Linked DNA regions of Mus musculus: region 2 is linked to region 1. A link is a loop called in an ENCODE intact Hi-C map of the cell type or tissue named here. Cell type or tissue: left cerebral cortex. All regions are shown on one strand. Links, peaks and the distances in the headings refer to the core of each region. The heading gives the core; the rest is flanking DNA.

Region 1 (7,457 bases), core at 2,673-5,172:
AAGAAGCATTCCCCTCCAACTTAGGCTGACAACAGCAATAATTTATAGGTGTAAGCATAACTTTAGAAGGTAGTTTGACAGGTACATTACATTCATTTGACAAAACAATATCAGTAGCTTCTCCATTGGGACCTTACACACACACACACACACACACACACACACACACACACACACACTTTTCTAGGCTTATAGTATCAAACATGGGTTCCCTCCTGGAATGGGCTTTAAAAACAATTGGAAAGTAGTTGGTCACACCATTGCTATGCACACCAGGAGGCATGCCTTGCCTGGCATGCAGCTACCAGGATCATTTGCAACAGGTTCCTCCCTTCCACCAGTGTAGTGTTTTCTGTCAGCATGAACACGAGTCAAAGGCTGGGAGCTTTTCAGCTCAGCCCAGCCCCATTTCTCGTCATGCAACCAAAGCATGCATGGTGTCTTCAACAATATAGGCATACTATCTCATACTTCATTGAGTTGATAGCAGTGGCAACCGCCTGTGTTATGAGGTGGCCTGACAGGTATACAACCTGGCTTTGGTACTTAGGTTTTCACTTCAAAATATTATGGCTTCTGAGCATGACTTTTCTGTCCATTCAGGTAGCTTCATTAACTGTGCATGCCCCCCCCCCACATTTATGTGCGTGCAAGTGTGTGTGTGTGTGTGTGTGCATTCATAGATGTGTGCATATGAGTGTGTGCATGTAGAGGTCAGAGGTCAGTATCAGGTATCTTCAATTGTTTTCTGCCTTCTTGGAGGCAGGTCTTTCACAGGACTTGAACCTCCATCATTAGTTAGACTGCTTGCCAGCAAGACTCAAGGGGCCTCCTGCTTCTCCCCAGTGCTGGAATTACAGCATGCTGCAGTACCTGACATTAGTGTGGGTGCAGGGGATAAAACTCAGTTACTCACACCTGTGTGCCAAACACCTTTCCTACCGAGCCATCAATTCTGTTGGTCTCGGTGTGGGCATCGATTATTGTGTGACTTTTCTTGAGAGTCTAGATAGAGAGGCCAAAGAAATAGATCTAGTCAAGCTCAACGTGCTGAGCTAAACCAGTGGCAGCCCTCACAGGGCTACTTCAGGAGCATGCGTAAATTACCTAAAGGTGACTGCATCACCAAAAGGCCCATCCCAGTCCTAAGATACAGCCTTGGTCTGAAGCTCATGGAGTTCACTTCCCAGTGAACCCTCTGCAGAGAGAAAGAGAGGCCCATGGCTTCCTGGAAAGAGACTCTTGGGTAGAGAAGGACCCAGGGCCCTTGTGGGGGAAGGACGCACGGCTGATAGGTCCAGTGTCAGGATGGACCCAGGCCTCAAGAGAAGCCAGGAAAATAGTGATGGGAAATATGAAAGGGCGAGGTGGGCATGTTCTCTCAGAGCAACCTGCGTGGAGAGCTGGTATTGATGTGTTTATAAAAAGAGAAAGAGAAAAGGGGGGATATGTTCTATGGAGGTATGGGGGAAGGGGGTGCCTCAGTGGGCCCATGCCAAGGCGTCCCTTCCCCCTGAGGGACCGGCCACATGGTAGTATAGTATAGAATAGAGTTTATTCAGGGTATGGGGAGGGAAGTAGAGGCAGAGAAAGGCAGAGAAGGAGAGAGTAGAGAAGTAGAGGCTGGCCATGAGCACATGGGGAGAGACGGGGTGGGGGGGTGGCGGGGGAAAAGGAATGGGGAAGTGACAAGGGGACAGAGTGGGAGCAATAAGGGAAGAACAAGAGGGCAGGAGAGATAGGAGGGGGCAAGCAGCCCCCTTTATAGTGGGTCAGGCCCAGACTGTTGCCAGGTAACTGTGGGATGGAGCTTAGACAGAATGCTAACAGGTATTCCTTGTAAACGCAGTTGTTGATGTCCACATCTGTGCTGTGAATACCAAGTGGGCTGGTCATAGTAGCAGCCCTGTGTAGGGCAGAGACAGGCCCAAGCAGCCAGCCCCACCATCTTTCTACAGGACCCAGATCTGAGCAGGCAGCTCCATGGCCTTAGGACGTATCTTAGCAGGCAGCTGGCACCGCTAAGGACTCAGAGTAGGGAGGGTGGAGCCAGGCTTGATCAGAGCCCTCCAGCTGACCAGAGGTGCCTTGGGATTTTCTTCATCTACTTTAGAAGTCTGGGAATCCAAAGATAAATTCCAAATGTTGAATCCCAGTGGAATCAGGGTGATACCATGGGAGGGATATGGTGGGGTTCTCTGCATGTAGCTGTGATGGGGGCTGGAGATGAGTTGAGTCGACAGTTCTTTCTTCCATGGCCCCTTTCTCATGTGTGTTCTAATGTAAATGTCACAGCATTATTGTAAACCACCCAGAAAGGCTTTACATGCGAGCAAGTGACCACAGTAGTCATGCCATGAGCACCCACCCCTGTGGTCTGACTTAAGTGCATGAGTGGAGGTAGGGACAGCTATATCCAGGCTGTTTGCTCTTTGGGTCACCTGTTTATTAACATATCTTTCATAGTGGATTGGAATGTGTTGTCCTTTAGTCTGAGAGTATCAATCACGGCTGGGCTACTGGTCATGGGAACTTCTTTCACTGTAACATGGTGCCAGTATAGACATAGGTGTGTGCGCTGCACCCTCTCAGGATTCCACCAAATGCCTGACTACATGTTCCCATGATGCTCGGCATGGCTGGTGGGACATCCTGTCCATCCTGTCCATCCTGTCCCGGTGTGAGCCTTTCCCCATCAGCTCAGCTCCCTCCTGCCTTGTGAGGGGCAGAGGCCCCGGGGAATCCCTACTCCAGATAAGTTTCTCAAAGGCTTCTGTTGCTATGGGAACGCTACTGCTGGCCGCCAGGGTGCTGGGTCTGAGACCTGATCCACAGGGTGTTGTTCACAGGGGATAGGACGTGGTTAGTTCTGTCTGCTCACTAGAGGAGGGGGCAGTGGTGGACTCTAGGGCTCTGGTGGGCCTGTATGTCCGTCCCTGTCAGGTCCTGAACGTCCCCCCTCCTCCCTGTCACTCAGAGCCACAGTCTGTGGTGTGGACATATTAAATCTAGAACCGATCTTTCTGCTTTAGCTGGAAATTGTGAACACTTTTTAAAAAAGATTAAATTTCTGGCTAGCATACAAAGAAATGGGCTTCCTTGCTATGGCCTCATGGAGAACCATTTTCTGCTTTGCTTTTATGTATCCACCCCTCTCCTGGGCCTCTTCTCTCCCTCCTTCTGATCTCCTTCCCCAGTCTGCAGCCACATCACGTCTTCATTTAGCATCCCTGTTTCTCTCCCCTCCCTTAAGATCTCTTTCTCTACTTTTGGAGTCCCTTTTCTACATTCATGTCAATTTATCTCTCTGCCTACCTATCATCCATCTATCCATCTATCCATCCATCCATCCATCCATCCATATATCCATCTATCCATATATCCATATATCCATCCATCCATCCATCCATCCATTCATATATCCATTCATATATCCATCCATTCATATATCCATCCATTCATATATCCATCCATAAATCCATCCATAAATCCATCCATAAATCCATCCATCCATCCATCCATCCATCCTACCTACCTACCTACCTATCTAAACAGGTATACATTTAAATCAATTTTTTACAGAGTGAAGTTTCTCGTCTGGCCACCAGATGTCAGCATAATTCCTCTTAAAATAAATGTGCAGCAGGGCCAGTTGATAGTGAGCAGTGATGGCTGGAGCTTGGTCTCTTAGGAAGCAGGAAGGGGACTGGGCTCATGCGCACCCTGTCCCTAGGTTCTGGAAAGCTCCAAAGGGTCCTCAAGTCACCTGTCTTGCAATTATGCCAAGCTCTGGGCACTTGTCATGCTGGCACTGAGCAGAAGCAACTGTGAGGGTGAAGAGTCTGACGCAGGAGCCCCTCCCTCTAATGCAGGAGCCCCTCCCCTGCTTCTCCCAATGTACATCTTCCTCACTGCCCTCTGTCACTTGCTTCCATAAATACTAGGAGCCCCTCCCCCAACTCCTACCACATCTGCCACAGCTTGGTTCACCTTGTCCACTTTAAGCTAGAGACAGGGATAATGGACTGTGGGAATGGGCATGGGGTCCCGTACAGAGTGGGAATGCCTGGACTGGAGTGAGAGAGGCAGATAGGCCTCACAGGCAATCCCCACATTCCTGATCTGTCATGATGTCTGGTTCTAGATTGTTCTTTATTGCTCGCAGCAAGTTTTCAAACAGCGTAACCGGAAGCACATGAGTCCGCTGACTTCAACAGTATTGTATAAGTACCCACAAGACTGACCTAGTCCTCGACCGCTAGCAATGGTGGGCTGTGCTGTCCCAGCCCCGAGGTGGGGAGGGAAGCGGGATGACTAAATGGCCAGAGTTTACAGCAATCACAACTGGCTCCAAACTCTGACCTGCTGGCTATCAGTCACCCTAGAAAGTTTGTCAGCCATTCCTTTACGCCTCTCTAAAGCAGCCGTGGTAGTGGGTCTGAGCACAGTCATAACCTGAAGGAGGGGTGTGTAGGAGAGAAAGTCCAAGCAGGGGTGAAGCTGGTCATGCTGCAGCTGCCAGCCACTGGCCTGGCTGCTCTGAGGATGCCCAGGGGCTCTACATACAAATCTCCTGAATAGAAACTGGTTATTGGAGTACTCATATAGCAATAAAAAACAGACTTGCCCAGCAGTGAGCTGGCTCTGAACTTGAGGTCTCAGGGGCTGTAGAAGGGAGCTGGGTCACAGTGCATATTCTGGGAACACCCCACCCTCGGGCCCAGGTCCTACCCGAGGTGTCTGCCTTTGGGGGATGGACAGCCTTGCAGGGTCTGTGCTCATGCAAGATGATGGAGTCCCCAGTGGCCGAGTCCTCCTGGGCTGGCCATCTGCCCTGGGCTCTCTACAGCCCCTGGCTACCTGCAGCAATGGGAGTGAGCACAGAGAAACCTGCCTCCTCCTCTCCTGGAGCAGTGAACCGATCTCTCTGATATGAATGCCAAATCAAACCCTGAAATAGCACCTAAGCCGAGGATGAGGTATTTTAGGAATAATATAATCACACCAAAAAAAAAAAAAAATCCAAATGCATTTTCTCTCTTGCCTCTCTCCTTAGCTTCACCGTTTCAGACTCACAGAGTGTTTTGGGTTTGTTTTGATTTACTTTTTTTTTTTTTTTTGTTCTGGTTTTGAGGAAAGGAAATTTTTACATTAAAATCTCTGGCAGTGTCTTCTCTCCTCCTTTGGTGACAATGAGGCGCTGTTCTCTGGGAAGAGAGAGCTTTGTCCTTCGAGCTCCTGCAGCTTTGTCCTTGCAGCTGAGCTGCAAGAAGCCATTAGACCTTCCTGTTTCTAGTCTGGGCTAAGCTGGGTAGGACAGGGAGTCCTGCGGGGTGACTGTGAGCAGTGGTATTAGGATAGCTGCCCCTGGCCAGGGTCCCTGGGTTGTGTGGTTAACAGGAACCAGGTCACCTTAGAAAGGGGATTTGTGGGACAAAGCCAGAGCCAGTCTGTCCTAGTGACCCTAGAGTGGGTAAGGCCCCGGGCAGTGTAGGTAAGATGTGCGGAACAAGCAGGGTAGATGCATCTCTTCCCTCTGAAAAGGTGAAGCTTCTGGAACCTTCTCTCAGGTCTTAACCATGTTCTTTGCAGTTCCACAGGAACATGCATGTCCCTCAGGCTGGTTTTCCCTCTGGGGTGTTGGATGTTTGTATGCTGACATCTCAGAATTTTATGGAAAGGCTGACTTTAGGCACAGGTAACAAAATAACACAACAACAACAACAACAACAACAACAAAACCAAGACCTCAAGCACTTCATTTTCTGGAGACCCATGGGAACATGATGAATAATCTTCATTATTGAAAATTCAATGTTGTACATAAATAAAACCATAGGGGTAAAAAAGTTATTCCTTCCTGGGAGACCTGGTTTTGGCAGCCTCTTGGGGAATGTTCTCTGTGCATCTCCAGAAATATTAAATTTGTAAACATTTAAAAAAAATACAGTGTGAAGAACTAAATGAACTCAACATACAGTCATTTTGTTTTCATAATCACTAAATGGGAAGTGGATGGAGATGGTTTCCTGTTGAAGGACTACACTTCCCAGCTTCCCTTGCTCACTATGGCGGTCATACACTTCCCAGCTTCCCTTGCGGACAATGGAGGCCATTTTTGTCCTTTTCTGCTCCTATGAGGTTGCGTTTCATCTCCACCCCCCCCCCCCTTAGGTGTTTTGGTAACTGTGGGTGACAAAATGCTCCCCAGCTGTGAATAAACGTGGTCCTACCTAAAGTCAGACCATGCCTCTCTTTATGATTTGCTTTTTAAAATAGTCTAACATATTATGGTGCAGAAACCTGGGATGTGAAAGCTAAGGCTATTAGTGAGGCAAGACCCCCATGGACCAATCTCCCTGGCTCTCACATGCTGTCTGGCCCAGTAGGGCCACCATTTCTCTCAGCCTTTTCTTCTCACTCTCTGTCTCTGCCCTTTCTCCCTCACTGAACTGCCCTTATACAGTCTGATCTAGGTGAGAAGCCCTGCTGTGTTCATCCACCATTCTTCTTCGTGCAACATAGCAAAATGCTGGGGCAGGGTATTCTGTTGGACCTGAAACGGAGGTGCTCTGGTTAGGTTCAGAGTTCACTGGAGCTTAGGTCACTGGGATTTTCCTAAGACCCACTTACTTGGTTGAAGGCGTTGGAGACGTCACTAGCTGTGAGATTACTCATTCCGCTGAAAGCCCTGACAGCCTTCTACCGACCCAGGATTGTATAGGTGGGGGAAGGCCATTATGTTACAGCTGCAGTTTTGTCTTCTCCAGCTGTAGCGAATATGTAACACAACTGCACATTGACCTCTGTTTGTCCTTGGTCATGGGTCCAGCCATGGGTTCCAAATATTAGGTACCAAAAGACACTTCTTTGGCCTGTTTGAGAGCTAAGGTAAAGACGCTCAAATTTAGGAGACTTGAGACTGGTGACTGCCTTCATCCTTCAGTACAAAGATGGCTCTGTATATATTAAATAAATGGTGTCTGCTGGCCCAGATTTGGAATGTTTGATTTCTAATATCTAAATGGATTTAGGTAACTCCATGAGGTAGAATGACAGCGTGGTCCACCCCTACACTGTACAACTCATCGGTGACTTTACTCTTTCTCAAGGCTCTGGATTACACCCACACCCACAGCCAGAACGCTCACCATTTCTCTTGGTCCTGCAAATTTGAATCTTCACAGAACTCTCTTGGCTTATGTTTTTGGCTACTTCTGTGTCTGCCCCTCCAAATCTGGAAAATCTTGCTTGTATCTTTGGGTTTTGTTTGTTTGTTTCATTTCCATTTTTTTTTCTTTAGAGGGAGTGAATTTCCTTTGGGTGGGGGTATATTGAATGTTTTATGGACAAGAAAAAAACTGCACTAGAACCACCATTGTCTTCTTCCTTTTCCTCTTTCTTTTCTTGCTTCTTTCAGCCTTGACAACTCCCCTTTCCACGGCATTAGGTTTTCA
Region 2 (7,457 bases), core at 2,068-4,567, 430 kb after region 1:
AGGTTAGAGCCAGACACGGATCTGCTGAAAACCTGCAGCTGCGGGGGGAGGGGCGCATGCATTTGTCCAGGAGAGTGTGCTTCAGATAAGTACACACTGCCAGCACCCCGACCGGGTGAGCAAACACTGGTACTGTCACGTGTGCTTTGTTTGTACAATTTTTATACATACATATATATATAAAGTGAACGTCTTTCCTTAGGTTGAGAGTGAATTGTAAATGCTTTGGGAGTTATCATCCCTTTAAGAAAAGAAAGAAAAAAGAAAGTTTGCTCCTGGAACATTTCCTAGGTGTCGCAGAGGGTTTGGGTCTCCAGTCCAAAGTGCTGACACCTTCCTACAGTTAGGGACCAAAGGGGAAAGAGAGACCTGGAAGCGAGGAGAAACTGAAAGCCAGACTTGAGCGGCTGCAGCCGGGCTCCTTCTCAGAGGTTCTCTCCTGAGCTGCATCCCGTCCCGGGCCGTTCACCCTGCTTAGCGGTGGGCTGGTCGGCAGCTCCAGCCTTGCAGAGGCCAGGGTCAGGGACCCGCCAAAGGAGGGGATTACAGAGTGTTGGGAGGGTCGTGCCCCCCCCCCACCCATGCAGACAGGCTGGCCACGCAATGGCTACTGCCCCTGAGAGTCCCGCCCCACTCCCTCTCCCTGTGTGCACCCTGACAGACTCCTGTCTGGGCGACTTTCTTTTTCTTTTTCTTTTTTTCTTTTCTTTCCTTTTTCTTCGTCTTGTCTTTTTTAACCTGAGAGCTTTGTGTTCACACACTGATCCTTAGACTCTGTCTTTCCTTCTGTTGCTGCCCTTGGTAGAGCGAGCACTGGAGGGGGGTGGGGTTGAGGAGCGCATCGTAGGAGGGGGGAAACCTGCCCTCGCTGCTCCGGGGGAGGCCTGGCGCAGCGCCCACGTCCAAGGTGTCCCCTCGGCGAGACAACAAAGCTCCAGCCGAGAGCAGAGCTGAAAAAAACCCACTGCGAGGACGCGGTGGGGGCGGAGGGGGCGCGCGGCTCAGATCCCGCGCAATGACCGCGCTGACTCAGGAGTGCGGGTGGGGGCGTCCCTCCTGCAAGAGGTAGGGAAAGCCGGAAAGCCGCTCCAGGTGACAGTCGCCGCCCGTGGGATGCCACAAGTGACTGCTGACAGGGATAGGGGGTGCCATCGTCTCTGGAGGAGGGGGAGGAATCCCTATGGTCCAAGGGTCCCGAACCTCTGCGGTCGGGCCAGCGGGAGGGGCGGCGGGCGCCGGCGAATAGGGAGCGGCGGGGACCCGGCTGGGGAGCGGCTAGAGGAGGGCGAGCAGCGGCTCCACCTCCCCGCTCGGCTCGGCGTCCCAGCTGCTCGCGAAGCAACGGCTCCCTTCTATTCACTGCCGAGCAGGAACAAAAACGCGGCTATTTATTAGAATACTTGTTTGGTATTGTTCAGTGCCACACAAAAGGCGCTTCATTATGTGGCGGGATCCCCCTTTTCCAGAGAGAAACAATAACCTGAAATTGTCTTGCGAGTCTTTTCTATCAATAATAAATTTCATTTTCTTGTCTCTCTCGCCTGCAGTGTGTGCGTCTGCGAGTGTGTGTGCCGAACGAGGAGCAAGGAGCTTGTGCGAGCGAGTGTGCGAGCGGGGGTGCGCGTGTGAGTGTGCGTGCGCGTGGCGCGGGCGCCGTCGCTGCTCGGAGCCTGGCCGGGCCGGGGTCCGCGGGCTTCAGCGCGTGCGCTTGGCCTGCGGGGAGCCCAGGTCCCACGCGGCCCGCAACCAGACAGGGCTGCGAAGGTGCAGGCGGGCCAAGCGCTGCGGACCCGGCGGGCTGCAGGAAGAACTAACTGTAAGTGTGTCTCGAACTCGCGCGCGGGGGCTCCACCGGCCGAGCAGGGATTGGTGGCGGGAGAGGCGCAAGGATGGACGCGGGTCTCCATCGATACTTTCCGGGAGGTTGTGCAGGGTGCTCGCAACCTGCTGGCCTCTGTGGAGAGTGGCCCGGTAAGGGGGGGGGGATGAGCTTCCGAGCGGTCTCGCGGGTCCATTGGTCATTTTCTTATCTGTAAGTTCACTCCTCCCCGGTCCTTAGCCTTTCGGATTGGCCACCGCCCAACGGCCCAACGCCTTGTCTAGGTGGATCGCCCTTCAAGATGGAGAAGAAGGGAGATCGAGCCCTGTGGCTACGGGGGCAAGATTTAGTGGGTGGCGGTACTCCTTCAGGTCGCCTGCCTCCGCCCCGCCCCCGGCCCTACCGAGGCCAGGCTGCGGGCTCTTTGCCACCACCCGAGGCAGCATCGAGAACTAAACCCACGGGTTGAAATTACCTTCAAAAAATTAACATGTTGAAGCGTGTGCCACTTAGTGAGAGGTGTTTTGGGCAAAGAATCAATTTTACTTTGACTGACCGACAGACTTGACTGTATTAATTCTGCTACAAAAAAAAAAAAAATCAATCAGCCGGGAGCCCTCTACTCGCAGAGTGCCTTTGGACCCGGTCCCTGCCCAGAAGCCGCACTGGCGCGGTGGAGGTCGTGCGCCGGCGAGAGGAGGACTCCCGCAGTCTGATCTTGAGGACTGCACGCCTCGAGGGCCCTCCCTAGGTAGGGGTGACCCTGGCATAAAGGCCCAGCCTAGGTGGTGGCGTCCTCCCTCGTCAAACGCACCATTAGGGTTTGGTTTGGGTTTTTGTTGTTGTTGTTGTTGTTTTTGTTTTTTGTTTTTAGTTAAACTTGTGCACACTCAGAAGTCTCTAGGACACCGCTGACCACCCTCATCTGCACCCTCTTTTACCCAGTTCCAGTAGCAGGCAGACGGAAGTAGTCAGCGTCTTTCAGAGGTGAAATGGATTTTCGGCACGGGCTAGAGTCGATGAGCGAGCAAGGCGGACAGACACATCATCGACCTAGGCAGGGACCAGACAGGCCGCCTCCACTGGCAGGAAACAGGTGTTTGAAGGCGATAGAGGCCTCCAGTCAATTAACCCATTAAAGGCCCGCTTTCTGCCATTGATTTCCTGCAGTGCGAAGCCCCCCCCCCCGCCCCGCCCCGCGTTCTGGATGCCCCTTTGTGGAAAGCTGGGCTTGGAAGGTAGCTGCTTTCATTGCACCCTGATAGGTTCAGAGGAGGTTTTTCCCTCCCGCTGGAGAGAAGAGTCCTACTTGGTCCTCAGTAGTTTTATCTCCTGCAGCTTGGCGGGTGGGTGTCGCTGCTAGGAAACACCCTCACTGGCCACAGGCCCAGTAGAGCTGGGGTGTGAACACTGACTGTGGTCAAATTCAGCATCCTCAGGAAAGAGGAAAGAGAGTTGTCCCCCTCCTGCACTCCGTCAGGTTTCCTCACCTAGGAGTTTTAGGACAGAGCAAGGCAGACCTTGTAGCACTACCTGAACAAGGACTCCCACGGGAGATGTTTGGGCGCTCAGTGAAGTTGAACAGAAAGCCACCAGGTGGCTTCCTACTGGGCCCTACTAAAGCGATTGAGCCTGGGAGTTAAAGACTGAGGAAGAGGCTGGAAAGGGTGACTGGGGTGGAGGGAAGTGGTCCCTCAGGAGAAACCTCCCACAGATGTTCTGCCTCCGAGGTTTGTAGTCTCACCCGCTGCTCCCAGCAATGAGCCCAACACTGCAGGACGGAGGGAGGGAGGGAGGGAGGGAGGGAGAGAGAGAGAGAGAGAGAGAGAGAGAGAGAGAGAGAGAGAGAGAGAGAGAGAGAGAATACTCCATGTGGCCGACCTGAATCCAGAGGGAGATGGGATGAGCTGTGTCCAGTCTGTCTTCCAGAAAAAGATATGCCTGAGCATTCAGTTAGACACGCAATTTTAGATATCTTGAAGACTGAACAGATAGGGTTCAAACACCCCTCTCCTGCTGCCTGCTAGGGTTCTTTGTCCTTCTGAAATCCAGGGTCAATGTCTGACCCAGAAGTAGCCCGTCCCTGAGGGAGAGATGAGGCATTTCTGGGGGACAGTAAGGGGTGCTGATCTGAGCCCTTAGCCAATTTTATAGAAAAATAACCTCTTTTTCCCTTCACTCCTAAGTTAGTACTCAAAGGCTACCGGAAACCCTACACATCTTATGTATCTATCCATCTATCTTTATCTTTATCTCTACTTCTCTGTCTCTCTCCATCTATGTGTCTCTCTCTGTATGTGCCTTTCTCTGTGTGTCCCTCTTGTCTTCTTTCTGCTCCTCACCTCTCCTCTCCACCCCTTTTCCTGGAGCTCCTTCCCAAAATGTCCTGAAGGGCGTCTGAGCCCTGGAAGGTGGCTGTGATCCTTCTCAACCCTCCTGTCCACAGTGTGCTGCTCCCAAAGGCTCCTGTGCACAAGCAGTTGTCAACAGGCCTCTCTCCCCAGGGAAATCTGATTTCTGCTGCTGGACCAGCTGCTTTGTATGTTTGCAAGGGGAAGATGAATGGCGTTCAGATGGGGCCAAAGGGTCCTCCATTAGCCCCCTCATAGAGCAGTAAAGCCCTTCCCACAGCCTGGAGATATTCTCGGACCTACTTTTCCCGTTAGCTACTTTCTGAAGTAAAGCAAGGCACATGACTGAAAGGGCTTGAAATTGTGTCAGAGTGATGTTTTAATCTCATTGAAAAGTGTATTAAAGGACAAGATGTGATTTATGTGAGCTGTTCCGATGAAAGGCGAGATTGGAGTGGATGGGTTTTCACTGGCGTGAACCTCCTGCCATGTTTATATTGCAGCCCGTGTAGCTAATCTAATTTGCAATAACTGGGATGGCCTGTAAGGGGAAAAAAGCATCTCTAGTTTCACTTTATTCCTCTTCATATAGAAATTCCTCATGACTTGTCTCCTCTTGTGAGCGGTGCCTTTTCTATTTGGGGGCTAAATGAGCGAGAATGTGAGAGAGGGCAGTCATACTCCAAATGTATGCTTCATGCACACATCCCTGGTCATGGACACCTTTGGGCCTGTTGAGCCTCGCTGTAGAGCTGAAACATTGTTTCAGGCAGAGTGAAAAGGTTAGCATCACCACCCCTATGTCTCAGCTCACCTTGCCTTCCACTCTCCAGGCAGAGCAGAATGCAGGCTTGGCTGCTTAGCCCAGAGTCTTGCTGTTAAAGGTTTCCTTGGGAATGTCCCTTAATCGGGCACTTTCTGTTCTCCCTGGTTTACCCTCTGCAAATTTTGATTTGAGCAGGCCGTGAAGCTCAACTGTTCAGAAAAGTTTGATCTTGTGCACAGGCTTTGCCTGGTCGTAGGGAAAAGCAAGCCCAACAGCACTCCCCTGGGAGGAGAGCTTTGAATCCTTATGATCACATCGAACTTAACCAGCATTCTTTATCAGGAAGACACAACATGCATTGGAAAATTACAACTTTTGCACAATGTAAAAAAAAAAGGTGTATTCAAACTGTTAATTACGGGGGGTTGAGTAAATGAAACTTTCACAGTGACCCATTTAATTTTGCAGTAATTGCTGACAAAATAAGACACGGATGAATCACAATACAGTATATTTATCTTGAAGGAGAATATTGTGCTGATGTAGTTAAACCAAAGAGTAAGAGAAAAATTAAGAACGGCGGCAGAAAATTTTAAAGTACATAAAAATCTCGCCCTGAAAACATCTGGGTTAAAACCGCAGAAAGTGCAGCTTCCGCCCGTGGCTTTTCTGAAAAGCGCAACCAAATTACAGAGACTATGTCTCTTCTCAGAACCCCAGGCTCACCGTGAGCCCTCTCCTCCGGCAGGGTCAGATTCTGACTCCCAGGCTTGAGCACAAATTTTGAGTGTACTAGAAATCTAGAGGCAAAAAAGAATGTAGGAAAGGCATTTCCAACCCAGGCAGAATGCGGCATCTGTCAGATGCCGGGTAGAGCCCCGATGGCAAGCTGACCCTGAAATAGCATCTCTAGCCCAGGCCCTACTTGGCAGAGAGAAAGGGAAGCAAGAGGAGGGGGGGGTCACAATTTGCTTCGCAGGCAAGTGCAAACGGATTTTTTTTTTTTTTTTTTTTTTTGCTTCCCCTTCTTTTGCAGGAAGGGAAGCGGGCCCACACCCTCTAATTGTTAACCTTCTCCTTTAGCCCAAGGCCAAGTACCCGCTCAGCCAAGAGTTGGAAAGGGGAAAAGACATTGGGCACAAGCCTGGGCACCCACTAGAGCTGCCCTTTTTCGATCGGCAAGGACACATGGGTGCGGACAGCCTCCGGTGCCACCAGCGCCCGGCGCACCCAGGGTACCTGCGGAGGGTAGAGTTGCTTCTGTCGAGTGTGAGTGCCAGGGGCGCTGTGGACACCCAGCCGGCACTCGCGATGGGTGGGAACCCAGGCAGCACTTGTCTTTTCAAAGGCCACTGGATGGAAAGCCTTAGCGGCTGCTTGGGTGCTCAGCCCTCCTTGCAGGCATGGGTTGGGACCCAGTAGAGAGATTCGGAATCGGGTGCCCAGGTGTACTCGCAAAGTGGGTCTGCTGAAATTCTTGTCAGAAAATTTCACGCGACGAAGCGGGCGCGCTCGGTTCCAAACCCGCGAGGCCTGGCACCCGGCGGCGGTCCAGCCTCGCTGGCATCTCAGTCGCCTCTTCCCTAGTACCCGCAGCTCCGGGGGAGAGAGGGCTCGATGCCCCCTTGGGTTCCAGGCTTTCCTCCTCTCTTTCATTCATAAACCTGGTGGCTACAGACGCAGCTTGAATATTGACGTCTCTCCCCCGACTGCTCCGCCGTTAACCCAATTACAGAATTCATCAAGAACTGTGTTGAATTATCTCTTTCCATACAGTATCAGCATTAGCCTAATTAAAAGCTATAATGTCTGATATAATGATTAAATCGTTAGCTCTGCTGTAGGGAAGCAATATTTTGTTTTCCCTTCAATTAGAAGCTGATTGAGGTTTTCAGAGCAGGTCAGCTGTGAAATTTGAATTATATGTGTGAGTACTGCTCACAGGGTGAGCCCCTACTCGAAGCTCCCAGAGATTCTCCGAATGCTTCCACCCAGAGAGCCGGGAGGCAGGCACGCACACATAGTGCAGCTCCGGATTGTGTGTGCCGGTCGCCACGAGAACGGCTGGAACCGGAGCCTGACAGCCTAGACTTTATTTTCCCACAGGCGCTGTTACAAGCGGCTCTCTAAACTCAAAGAGAGTTTTTGCTTTTAACCTGAGAGCGACTTAGGAGAGCTCGGTTCTGTGAGATGCTCATAAAGACACTGATCGTCCAAAGTTCCTTATTTGCTAGTGACTCTCTTCCTTCGACTTTCCCCCCTTTATCCGTTTTGTTTCTTTCCCCTTTTAAACAAACCAGCAACAACAAACTAACCACACAAATTTGAATTTGGGTCCTTTTTGGTGTTTGGGAAGATCCCTCCTCCCCAAGTTAGCCCAGGCTGGGCCCCATGAAATCGGCTGAGAGGGCTTGGAGACGACCCAGGAGAAAAGATGCCCCCTTAGAGACCCGGGTCAGAGGCGCGCGCTGAAAAGCAAACACCGAACTGCGGGCCGTCAACCCTCCAGTGACGCTGTGGT

The links. Hi-C counts contacts between places; a loop is a spot of excess contacts. Peaks named below come from ENCODE experiments on the same cell type or tissue, not always from the same donor. Only the 100,000 strongest peaks of a DNase experiment are listed, where the experiment ranks them.
Region 2: a loop joins it to region 1, with 7 times the contacts of the local background. A loop is called at or near these places in 2 of 42 quality-filtered maps.

What each region holds. Positions count from the first base shown.
Region 1 is chr8:11,953,586-11,961,042 of GRCm38, forward strand. It overlaps the pseudogene Gm18318. Among named protein-coding and RNA genes, the nearest start is that of Tex29, 120 kb to the left of the region's middle. In left cerebral cortex, for the core only: a CTCF peak has its summit at 3,619 (motif pointing right); DNase peaks (open chromatin) are centred at 3,618 and 4,876.
Region 2 is chr8:12,384,215-12,391,671 of GRCm38, forward strand. Sox1ot (Sox1 overlapping transcript) reads left to right here and starts at 1,557. Exons shown (of 8, transcript NR_027975.2): 1 at 1,557-1,816. In left cerebral cortex, for the core only: no CTCF peak of the experiment used is centred there; a DNase peak (open chromatin) is centred at 3,186; H3K4me3 peaks cover 218 bases; H3K27ac peaks cover 115 bases.